Regions from separate parts of the Homo sapiens genome. Here region 2 is linked to region 1. A link is a contact called in ENCODE Hi-C or POLR2A ChIA-PET data. All regions are on one chromosome and are shown on one strand. The core of a region is the stretch at or near the end of the contact, and the rest is flanking DNA. Distances in the headings are between cores, read along the strand shown.

Evidence for each region. A loop is a pair of places that touch in the nucleus more often than their neighbours do. ChIA-PET counts read pairs that join two places held with the same protein, here RNA polymerase II (POLR2A). Pooled maps may share reads with other maps.
Region 2: a map with no recorded cell type shows a loop between it and region 1 (6-fold over the local background). The contact joins two enhancer-like sites. A Hi-C loop is called at or near these places in 1 of 168 maps with a recorded cell type or tissue (gastrocnemius medialis), 6 of 37 single-sample maps with no recorded cell type and 6 of 50 pooled maps. POLR2A ChIA-PET finds 5 or more read pairs at or near these places in 9 of 52 experiments (GM10248, H1, HepG2 and 6 more).

Annotation. Positions count from the first base shown.
Region 1 is chr19:6,199,996-6,205,943 of GRCh38, reverse strand. No RefSeq gene overlaps it. Among named protein-coding and RNA genes, the nearest start is that of ACSBG2, 67 kb to the right of the region's middle. RefSeq lists enhancers at 1,818-1,867, 1,888-1,937. Within about 2 kb of position 2,348, at least 3 of the 41 ENCODE cell types and tissues checked have a DNase peak (open chromatin) inside an H3K27ac peak, as active enhancers do.
Region 2 is chr19:6,239,949-6,246,000 of GRCh38, reverse strand. All of the region lies in intron 3 of MLLT1 (MLLT1 super elongation complex subunit), which reads left to right. Among named protein-coding and RNA genes, the nearest start is that of MLLT1, 37 kb to the left of the region's middle. RefSeq lists enhancers at 1,788-2,502, 5,650-6,052. Within about 2 kb of position 1,865, at least 9 of the 41 ENCODE cell types and tissues checked have a DNase peak (open chromatin) inside an H3K27ac peak, as active enhancers do.

The sequences.
Region 1 (5,948 bases), core at 1,099-3,598:
GACCTAGCTTCAGGCTCACTCAAGATTTCCTTGGCTGTATTCAGTCCACTGCCGAGCCCATTGGAAGCATGCTTTTTTTATGTCAGTGTTTTTGATGACCAACATTTCCTTTTGATTTCTTAGAGTTTCCATCTCTGCTTACAAGAACCCACCTGTTGTAAGTTCTGTCTGCTTTTTCCATTAGAGCTCTTAGCATATTATTATTTAAAATTGATATCAGCCAGGCGTGGTGGCTCATGCCTGTAATCCTAGCACTTTGGGAGGCTGAAGCGGGCGGATCACTTGAGGCCAGGAGTTCGAGACCAGCCTGGACAACATGATGATACCCTGTCTCTACTAAAAATGCAAAAAAAATTAGCCGGATCTGGTGGCGCATGCCTGTAATCCCAGCTACTCCCTGCTGGGTGAGTGCAAGGTTCCTGGGAATCCCCAGTACCTGACACTCACAACATACCCTGTTGGGAGGTGGAATTCAGGGACAGTTCAGGCTTGGATCTTGCTCTCAAGGGGTTCCCCAATGTTCTGGATGGGTGGAGAGAGGGCTCAGTGCTGGAGAGCCTCAAGAAGTGGGGAGGGCTTTCTGGAAGAGGGGACATGAATGCGGGGATTCACAGGATGTATATGAGTTCACTAGATAGAGACTGTCTGGAAAGGTGAGCTGAGCATGCTCAGGACTGGGCCATTGAAAAATCCCACTAAGCGTAGACTTAAGTGGGAGCTCTTGTCAGCTCCCTGTCCTGAGGACTCTTCCTTGGGATCCCATAGAAGGTGGGCTGGTGGCTTCCTGCCCGCAAAACACTCCGGGGAGAGGCCGCGTGCCCTTTACCCTGCCATGATGGCACCAATGCTGGCGATGACCCACTCTTCTGAGTTGAGACCCATGATTCCCACGCTGTGGAAGCGCTCCAGGCCCAGCTAGGGGAGGGAGGTCCTCGTGAGGCACTAGGAGGCTCAGCCATCCCCGCCCCACCTGCCCGGGAGCCTCAGGCTGAGAACCTTTGGCTCCCTTTTCTCTGTCGCCTGTTTCTTCTTTTTCTTTCTTCTTCTTCTTTTTTTTTTTTTTTTTTTTTTTCTGAAACAAGGTCTTGCTCTGTTGCCCAGGCTGGAATGCAATAGCGCAATCATGGCTCACTGCAGTCTCAACCTCCCCCAGCCCCAGCAATCCTCCCGCCTCAGTCCCCCAAGTAGCTGGGACTACAGGTGTACACCACCACCCCTGGCTAATTTTTTAATTTTTAATTTTTTTGTAGAGATGGGATCTCACTATGTCACCCAGGCTGGTCTTGTACTCCTGGGTTCAAGCGATCCACTCGCCTTGGCCTCCCAAAGCACTGGGATTACAGACACCTCTCTTGTCCTGTTTCTTCTGTTGTTTTCTCTGATAAAATAACCCATCCCCCTCATGACAAGCAACCACACTTTCATCTAGAACTGGGGCTCTCAGCCAGGGGGTGACTCTGTTCCTCAGGGGACATTTGGAAATACTTGGAGACATTTGGGGTTGTCATAGCTCGGGGAATGAAACGCCACTGGCATTGATGGAAACTAGATACTCACAGGACATTCTCCACCACAAAGAATGATTCGGCCCCTAAGGACAACGGCCCTGAGATTGAGAAATCCCGGAAAAAAAAAAAAAAATACAAACAAAATACCTTCCTGACATTTTTAAGCATGCATACTTTACAGAGCCAGGGCAATACTACATGTACGTTATCAAGACCTGCCTTTGTTCACAAAACCATTCATCTTGACTGTTTTCCCCAGTCTTTAAATATTTCTCTGCAATATCAAATCTAACATAATATCATCTAGTATAGAGATGACATGATTTAATCATCCCCCGTATTGGCTGATACTTATGTAGGCTCTGGCTGCTGGGTTTTTTTGTTGTTGTTTTCACTTTTTTTTTTTTTTTTTAATGAGACAGGGTTTTGGCTGGACACAGTGGCTCACGCCTGTAATCCCAGCACTTTGGGAAGCCAAGGCGGGCGCATCATGAGGTCAGGAGATCAAGACCATCCTGGCTAACACGGTGAAACCCCATCTCTATGAAAAATACAAAAAATTAGCCGGGCGTGGTGGCAGGTGTCTGTAGTCCCAGCTACTCGGGAGGCTGAAGCAGGAGAATGGCGTGAACCCGGGAGGCGGAGCTTGCAGTGAGCCGAGACCGCGCACCACTGCACTCCAGCCTGGGTGACAGAGCGTGACTCCATCTCAAAAAAAAAAAAGAGAGACAAGGTCTTGCTCTGTCACCCAAGGCTGGAGTGCAATGGTGCGTTCATGGCTCATGGCAGCCTCGACCTCCTTGGCTTAAGCAATCCTCCTGCCTCAGGCTTCTGAGTAGTTGGGACTACACATGCACCACCACGCCCGGCTAATTTTCATATTTTTTAGAGATGGCGGTCTCACTATGTTGTCCAGGCTGGTATAAGCCACCATGCCCAGCCTGGTTTCACTTTTATTAGATAAAATGTTGGGGCGAACGCCCTGGTAGCTCAAGCTTTGCCTATGCACTGTGATTATCTGTGCCGACATATGGATCGACTTGACAATTTAAGATGGTGTAACTCTCTTGGTTCCATTCACTCAGGTGAGTCCATCGGATCCAGGTGGAGCCCCTCCCCACCACTCCAGACTCTTGGATACAACTGCCCACCCCTCATTTCCTCGTCTAACACGCATCTCAAACCCAAACAGCCCAGCTAGGGGAGGGATGTTACCCACAGCCCTCATCCCTAAATCTCCTCCCTCCACTCCAACCTACCATAATCTCAGACAACAGCAGCTCCATCCTTCAAGTGGCACTGACCAGAAAACTTTGGTCATTCTCAGCGGGTTTTGCTGAGACACCAACAAATTCTGTGGGCTCTGCTTTCAGAATCCGAACGCTTCTCACCCTCTCTCCTGCTACATCTTGGTCCAAACTATCATCATCTCAATCTCAGCTGGTCTCTTTCCCCTCAGTCTGTCCTCCCCACAGTAGCCAGAGAGCGCCGTGAGCACCTGAGTCAGGGCATATCCCTCCTCTGCCTCCATGGCTCCCACTCCCCCTCCCCTCGGGTAAAAGCCAAGTCCCCCACAAGGCCCACCAGGCACTTCTCAACCTTCCCCACCCCCTCCCTCCCTCACTCTGCTCCAGCCACAGGGGCCTCCTCCTCACTGCTCCTTCAACACAGCAGGCACTGTCCTGCCTCAGGGCCTTTGCACAAACTCCCCTTGACCTGGAACACCATCCCATAGATCTTTTCTCTTCATTGAAGTCTTTGTTGAAATATCACTTTCTCTCAGTGAGGCTCTCCTTAGCCACCTTTTTCTTTCTTTCTTTCTTTTTTTTTTGAGACAGAGTCTCACTCTGTTGCCCAGGCTGGAGTGCAGTGGCGTGATCTCGGCTCACTGCAACCTCTGGCTCCCGGGTTCAAGTGATTCTTCTGCCTCAGCCTCCCAAGTAGCTGGGATTACAGGCATGCACTACCATACCCAGCTAATTTTTGTATTTTTAGTAGAGACGGGGTTTCACCATATTGGTGAGGCTGGTCTCGAACTCCTGACCTCAAGTGATCTGCCCTCCTCTGCCTCCCAAAGTGCTGGGATTACAGGTGTGAGGCACTGCACCTGGCTAGCCGCCATACTTTTAAATTCTGCCCCCACCTCAACAGTTTACTCCTTTACGTGCTTTGGATTCCTCTGAATCACTGAACACTGTCTTACCTATTGCATAATTTACTTGTTTATTACATTGACAGAACAAGTCACAGGAGGTCTCTTATCCCCTTTCCTGATCTGAAAAATGGGTGTTCATTAATTCAACAAACATCAGAGGGTTGGCGCTGGTACAACAACAAGGCAATCTGGCCTCTCGCCCTCAAGGAAATGACCAAATAAACAAATGACCTTGGTAACTTGTAGCCATGATGATGAAAACTGGGAAGAATATTTTTTTGTGACAGAGTCTTGCTCTGTCGCCCAGGCTGGAGTGCAGTGGCATGATCTCGGCTCACTACAACCTCCACCTCCCAGTAGCTGGGATTACAGGTGTGCCACCATGCCTGGCTAATTTTTTTTGTATGTTTAATAGAGACAGGGTTTCACCATGTTGCCCAGGTTGGTCTCAAACTCCTGACCTCAAGTGATCCACCCATCTCAACCTCCCAAAGTGCTGGGATTACAGGCGTGAGCCACCGTGCCTGGCCCTGGGCAGACAACTTTTAAAGGGGCTGTCACAGAGAGGGGGAAGAGGGCAGGTTCGGGGAACCAGGGTAGCAAGGAAAGACCTCGCTGAGGAAATGCCACTGGAGAAGAGACACAGTAAAAACCATAATAATGGCCAGGCACAGTGGCTCATGCCTGTAATCTCAGCACTTTGGGAGGCCGAGGTGGGTGAATCACGAGGTCAGGAGTTTGAGACCAGCCTGGCCAACATGGTGAAACCCCCGTCTTTACTAAAAATACAAAAAATTAGCTGGATGTGGTGGCAGGCACCTGTAACCCCAGCTACTCAGGAGACTGAGGCAGGAGAATTGCTTGAACCCGGGAGGCGGAGGTTGCAGTGAGCCAAGATCGCACCACTGCACTCCAGCCCTGGCGACAGTGAGAGACTGTCTCAAAAACAAAAACAAAAACAAAAAAGAGGCCAGGCGCGGTGGCTTATGCCTGTAATCCCAGCACTTTGGGAGGCCGAGGCCGGTGGATCACGAGGTCAGGAGATGGAGACCATCTTGGCTAACACGGTGAAACCCCGTCTCTACTAAAAATACAAAAAATTAGCCAGGTGTGGTGGCGGGCGCCTGTAGTCCCAGCTACTGGGGAGGCTGAGGCAGGAGAATGGCGTGAACCCGGGAGGCGGAGCTTGCAGTGAGCCAAGATTGGGCCACTGCACTCCAGCCTGAGTGACAGAGCAAGACTCCGTCTCAAACAAACAAAACCATAAAAATAATAAATAGTGAATGCTGGTGCAATGCTTTGTGTGTGCCAGAGCTATTCGATGTGTGTAAACTCACTGAATCCATGCAGCAAAGCTGTGAGCTAGCTGCTGTTATATTTTATATATTTACATAAAAATGCTGATATAAAAGAAAATATTTTATATTAAATTTAACATAAAAGGGCCGGGCACGGTGGCTCACACCTGTAATCCCAGCACTTTGGGAGGCCAAGGAGGGCGGATCACAAGGTCAGGAGATCGAGACCATCCTGGCTGACACGGTGAACCCTGTCTCTACCAAAAATACAAAAAATTAGCCGGGCGTGGTGGTGGGCGCCTGTAGTCCCAGCTACTCAGGAGGCTGAGGCAGGAGAATGGCGTGAACCCGGGAGGCAGAGCTTGCAGTGAGCTGAGATCGCGCCACTGCACTCCAGCCTGGGCAACAGAGCAAGACTCCGTCTCAAAAATAAATAAATAAATAAATAAAAGTGTAGCACGCATAAAATTTATCCATAAACAGACGTTTTATATACTGTACATTTATAAAAACTATACTTTAAATGTATATATAATAATACATATTTTTATATGTTTACTTTTTTATTTTTTTAACTTTATTTTTACCGGAGGATCCAGTTTACTATGGGTATTGGAATGACTTTTCTTTTTTTTTTTTTTTTTGAGACAGTCTTGCTCTGCTGTTGCCCAGGCTGGAGTGCAGTGGCACCATCTGGGCTCACTGCCTCTGCCTCCCGGGTTGGAGTGATTCTCCTGCCTCCAGCCTCCCAAGTAGCTGGGATTACAGGCATGCACCACCATGCCTGGCTAATTTTTGTATTTTTCGTAAAGACAGGGTTTCACCATGTTGGCCAGGCTGGTCTCGAACTCCTGACCTCAAGTGATCTGCCTGCCTCGGACACCCAAAGTGCTAGGATTAAGGCGTGAGCCACCGCGCCTGGCCTTTATATATATATATATATTTATATGTAAAGTTTTCATATAGGGAAACAGAGGCACAAAGGCA
Region 2 (6,052 bases), core at 616-3,115, 41 kb before region 1:
GTTCAAGCGATTCTCCTGCCTCAGCCTCTCAAGTAGCTGGGATTACAGGCATGAGCCACTGTGACCGGCCAACTTTTTGGGTTTTTTGTTTGTCTGTTTTGAGACAGGGCCTTACTGTGTCGCTTAGGCTGGATGGGGTGCAGTGGTGCAGTCACAGCTCACACAGCTCTGTCTCCTGGACTTAAGCAGTCCTCCTGCCTTAGCCTCCCAAGTAGCTGGGACTACAGGTGCATGCCACCACACCCAGTGAGTTTTTCTTTTTAAAAAAAAATTTTATTTGTTTATTTTTTGAGACGGAGTCTCGCTCTGTCGCCGAGGCTGGAGTGCAGTGGCACAATCTTGGCTCACTGCAAACTCTGCCTCCCGTGTTCATGCCATTCTCCTGCCTCAGCCTCCCAAGTAGCTGGGACTACAGGTGCCTGCCAGCATGCCCGGCTAATTTTTTTGTATTTTTAGTAGAGACGGGGTTTCACCATGTTAGCCAGGATGGTCTCGATCTCCTGACCTCGTGATCCGCCCACCTCGGCCTCCCAAAGTGCTGAGTTTACAGGCGTGAGCCACTGTGCCCGGCCCTCACATCCGGTGAGTTATTAAAAAAACTTTTTTAAGGGCTGGGCACGGCGGCTTATACCTGTAATCCCAGCACTTTGGGAGGCCGAGGTGGAAGGATTGTTTGAGCTCAGGAGGTTGAGACCAGCCTGGGCAACATGGTGAAACCCCATCTCTTTAAAAAAAAAAAAAAAGAAAGAAAGAAAGGAAAGATGGAAGAAAGAAAGAAAGAAAGAAAGAAAGGAAAAAAAGAAAAGATTTAAAAAAATTTTTTTTTGTTAGAGAGTCTCACTATGTTGCTAAGGCTGAGCTCAAACCCCCAGCCTCAAGTGATCCTCCTGCCTCAGCCTCCCAGAGTGTTGAGATTATAGGCGTGAGCCAACACACCTGGCCCCGTTCTTTATTTAACTTTTTGAGTAACTGCCAGACTGTTTTTCAGCAGCTGTGCCATTTTACATTCCCCCCCAGCCGGGTATGAGGGTTCTGATTTTTCTACATCCTCACCAGCAACTCATTTTCTGCCTTTTTGATTATAGCCGTCTGTCCTAGTGGGTGTGAAGTGGTACCTGGTTAGGTTTTGATTTGCATCTCCCTGACGGCCGACGGTAATGAGCATCGTTTTCATGTGCTTATTTGCAACCCATATATTCTCTTTGGTAAAGTATCTGTTCAGAATTTTGCCCTTCCCTCTCATTAAAAAAAATTGGGTTAGCTGTTTTCTTGTTGTTGAGTTTTAAGAGTTCTGTATATACTCTGGATACAAGTCCTGTACTTGGTATATGAGTTGCAAATATTTTCTCCAAGTCTGTGGCTTATCTTCTCATTCTCTTAATAGTATATTTTTGTCTAGCAAACGTTTTTTATTTTGATGGACGTCTTACTGTTGTTTTTCTGGCGAGTGCTTCTGGTTTTGTGTCTGAAACCCTTTGCCACACTTGAGGCCCATGCCTCTGTTTTCGCTGTCCGCTGGCGGCATGCACCAAGCCCACTGTTGAGAGAGGCGGGGGAGACTGTCAAAGGGTAGTGGGTATCTAGTAAGGGAGGCCCTTGTCATTTATTCTTCGCAAATGAGGGTTTTTTTTTTTTTAATGTTCGTTTACAGTGAGGAGGAGGAATTGCTTTTCTTCCATTCTTTGCTGGAGTTTCATGGATTTCTTCATGTGTCAGATATTTACCAAGTCTAGGCCCAGTGAAGACCAAGTGAACACGTTCCCCTCTCTTGTGGAGTTCACAGACTGACAGGGCAAGAGACGGCAGACACACGGGAGAGGAAGTGACCCATCAGAATGAGTTCCAGGAAGCCCAGGGGCTGGGTGCTATGAGTGTGTCACGGGGACCCAGTTAGAAAGGGTCGGTTGGGTTCTCTTAAGAAGCGAGATTGACTTCTTTTTTTTTTTTTTTTTTTTTTGAGGTGGAGTCTTGCTCTGTCACCCAGGCTGGAGTGCAGTGGCGTGATCTCGGCTCACTGCAAGCCCTGCCTCCTGGGTTCACACCTTTCTCCTACCTCAGCCTCCCGAGTGGCTGGGACTACAGGCGCCCGCCACCATGCCTGGCTAATTTTTTTGTATTTTTAGTAGAGAGGGGGTTTCACCGTGTTAGCCAGGATGGTCTCGGTTTCCTGACCTCGTGATCCACCTGCCTCGGTCTCCCAAAGTGCTGGGATTACAGGCGTGAGCCACCGTGCCCGGCCGATTGACTTCTTCTTATGTGAGGCTGAGAGGATGGGGTGGTCCCTTCTAGGGGGAGGGGCAGCTGTTTGAAAGGCAGAGTCCAGGTGATGAAGCGGGGCTGGGGCGAGTGTGAGGGAGGTGAGCTGGGTGGGCAGAGCTGCTCATCCGCTGGGGGTGACATGGTGGCATTTGCTGTTAGATCCTGCATAAGGGGTCGAGTCCTCTGGGTTCACCTGCCTCTTTGGGCGTAAGCTCTGTGGCCGTGGCTTCAGAAGCCCCAGCCAGGTGCCTGTCCCACGCCTGTCCCATGATGTTCTGGAGTAGGTCAGTGACATTATAATGCAGACCTGGCTCCATCTCTCCCAGAAGGAATTCAGTGGCTGCCAAACAGGAAGTGCTTGTCTGTGCCCTGGAGTCAGTTAGGAGGCAGGGTGAGGGCCTCGGGAGGGGCTGCAGAGCTGACCTGGGAGGCTTTGATGCCCTGGTCCTGGGCAGGGCAGGGGCCGGGGGCTGCCGGCCTCCCCGAGCCTTCCCGGGGTGGGGGCCCCCACTGACATGCATGGCCCTGCTCGGGCTGGGACTGGCTCTCGGGGTCTCTTTCAGCTTTACCGCTTGGTGACCCCGCCACGTTCCCGCTTTACGTTCCCAGCAGACTTTAGCATGGTTGATTTTTGTCTTGCTTTGTTTTGAGGCATTAGCCAAGATCAGCAGCTGGACTCAGGAGCTCTTCTCTGAGGCATCATTTGATGTGACTTAATTTCCTTGGCAATCCTTTTAGCTCTCACCTTTGTCGCTTTCATGCCAGTGCTGGCTGCCAAGTAGTCCTGCGTTTCTGGCTTGGTGTGCTTGGCAAAACCGAGAGGGGCAGAGAGAGCTGCTGTCAGATGGGGAGAGGGGTCATCTGAGATGACAGTGGCCTGCTTTCCTCTCCTGTGGCCGGTGTCGGCTCGCAGCCCCCCAGGTGCCCTGTAGATGCAGTCACATGAGGGGATGCTGGCCGGGGCACTTGTTTCTATTGAACCCGGTACCAACAGCACCAGGAAAGGGGAGTGTGGCTGTTTGGGGCGGTAAAACTTGCCCTGCCCCTGACGCCAGATTCCTCTTCCTTCAGTCTAAGTCTCCCGTGACTTCAATTGAAGGAACCCGTCCTGAGAGCAGGAGAGAAAGCACATGAGGGGTACACACTGATTGTGAGAGACAGTCCAGTGTTAGAAATGGCCAAGTGTGAAAAAGAAGTTTATTTTGGTTATTTGCCACTAATATTAGACCTCCTCCCCAACCCCTGCAACAAGCTGTCATTGGACAGGGAGCCACAGCCATCACCAGTCCACCGTGGCCTCCCACACGCAGATGTCCGAGGGCACAGGAAGGGCATTACGTGGAGAGTTTTAAAAGTAAGTTAAACCGCACTGGCCTCATAGCCTTAAGACCCTCAGAGGCATCTTCCTGACACATCCTGGGTGGCTTGTGTTGGGGGGCCCTAGGCAGTCGCACATGACAGGGGAGGTTCCAAGGACACCAAGCCGGGGTGCCCTCCATAGCCGCCACCCTCTGTAGAGTGGAGATGGCTCTTAGCTGCAAATGCTGCCCTATATGGGTTCCACTTGGGCTGCCCCTGCGTGCGCTCAGTTTGAGACTGGGGAGAGCAGGTCTTGAGGCAGGGAGGCTGGGAGGCAGGGAGCCCCCTCTGAGCCCCCATTGTCTTCTCCCCTTGCCCCTGACCTGCTGGCGCAGAAGCGGAGCAACGCTTCTGCAAGCAACTCCCTCCCTGGCTCCCAGGCTCCCAGGGCCTTGCAGAGTTCAGGAGGCGGGCAGCCCCTCTGGTGAGCCCATAGAGCGCTCCGCCAGGGACAATCGGCCGGTTGATGTGGCCGAGGGGGAGGCCTTGGCTGGTGGATTGCCGAGGGAGCCAGAACAGAAGCCACATTGTGTGCGGGGACCCAGGGCAGGGCCGAGCTGCCGCGTTGTGACAAGCCGCATGGATGCGTGCCAGCTGTGGCGCAGTCTGTCTTTCCCCAGAGCATCCTTCTGTTCCCTGAAGTGGGTCCCCAGATGCATCTGTGTTTCCTAGAGGGCGGGTCTGGAGCCGGGCAGAGAAGCACAAGGAAAGAACGAAGGTGCCCATCGCTGCAGGGAGAGAGGAGGTGCTGCGCAACCCTGCGCCCGCCACGGCCACCCCAGGACCTCCAAGGCTGGGACGGTGGGACGGCCCAGAGGCCCAGAATGCCTTCTCCTGGGTCCCTAGAGAAGGGGCTGGAAGAATTGGCTGGGCATTGAAAGCGCCCATTATGTTCCCCAATTTCCTATCTCGGCATGTACCTGATAAAATTCTTTCCTGGCTTCTCTGAGGCCATCTTTCCGACTGTTTGTGCCTCCTGTACAGGACGAAGGCATCTGCCCTGTGGCTCCCAGAGCAGGGAAGGTGCTGTCCAGCGGGGGTGCTAGGGGCCTGGCGCCCTGGAGCCCTGAATGGACCCTGCCTCCAGCTGGACTCTGCCTGGCAGTGGCTTGGGGGACACGGGCTCTCGGGATGGGGCGGGGGTCTAGGAGCTGTGGGTTCCGGCGGCCTCAGTTCAGGGTAGAGAGAGGCTGTCCTCATACTGGGCATGAGGGAGGCAGGAGGCCCCGGGACTGACCACTCGCAGGTCTCAGCTCAGCTGCTCTCAGCCTGGCAGCATTGGGCCGGTGACTTTCATGGGCTCATCTTGGGGATACCTCCTCCTGTCTTCATTTGTTATGGTCCAGATTTCAAACTGCCATTTTACAGGTGTTTACGTTGCTGGCTGCTTTCTGCCTTTTCTGGTGTCAGACTGAGGAGAAATCATTAAGTTTGGCTTCCAGTTAATAGAAGCCAAACTTTAAGTCTAAAAACGTCTGTTTCCATGGAGAGCATTTTAAAATGTGGTGTCTGCATTTCTGCCTCCTCCTTTTGGTTTCTAATTGCTCATCGATGCAGGAATTGATTCTGGTTATCGGAAATGCGAAGCACAGAAGGACGCAGGGTAGGAACTGGAGCTCCTCCCTTTTCCTTCCCTCTGCCCCTGAATTCTCCTGCTGTCTCGGGAGGTTCGTAGCTGAGTGTGGGGTCCAGTCTCTCCCTGTGCGTCTGACATCACCCCCACAGCGCTTTTGAATCTGAGAGCTGTAGGGTTCCGTGGTGCTCTCAGTCTCGTGGTTTGCTTTCTTCTCCCAACGGTGTATCCCGGGGGTCTCTGGGCCAGCGTGTGATGAGGAGTAGCACTTGAGTGCCTGTATATGGGGTGGGTTCTGCCTTTCCCACTTCACAGGTGAGGACGCTGAGCACAGATGGGCAACGTCACCTGCGCCGGGTGCCAGCTCCGCTTGGAGCCCGCCCTCTGCGTCACCTGCTGTGTCTGTCGAGCTCCTTCCAGTGGCGGCAGCGTGCTCCACAGTGGAGTTTGAAGTTCAGGGGTACAAGAAGAAAACTCCCCCGCCTCCCCTGACCAGGGCCAGCCTCTTCCAGGCAGGCCTGTAGGTGGCTGGCTTTCGCTGTTTCACATGGGGCTGCAGGCCCTGAGCACATGTGTGGGAGGGGGCGGGGCCTCTGGGGTCTCCCTGGCCTCCCAGGCTGAGCGGTCAGGCAGGCGTGAAGGGGCCTGGGCTAATGCTGCCCACACTGTCCTCCCAGCCAGAGGCACCGGTGGCCTTTCTGCCTCTTTCCTGTTTGATTCCTGCCTCTCTCTGAGGCTCAGAGAGGTGCAGCAGCCCGTCCAGGGTCACACAGTGAGCCAGTGCTGAGCCGCTTCAGCATCCAGGAGTCCTCTGACTCCTGGTCAGAGGTTTTCAGCCCACATGGTGCTGTTTTACCTAAG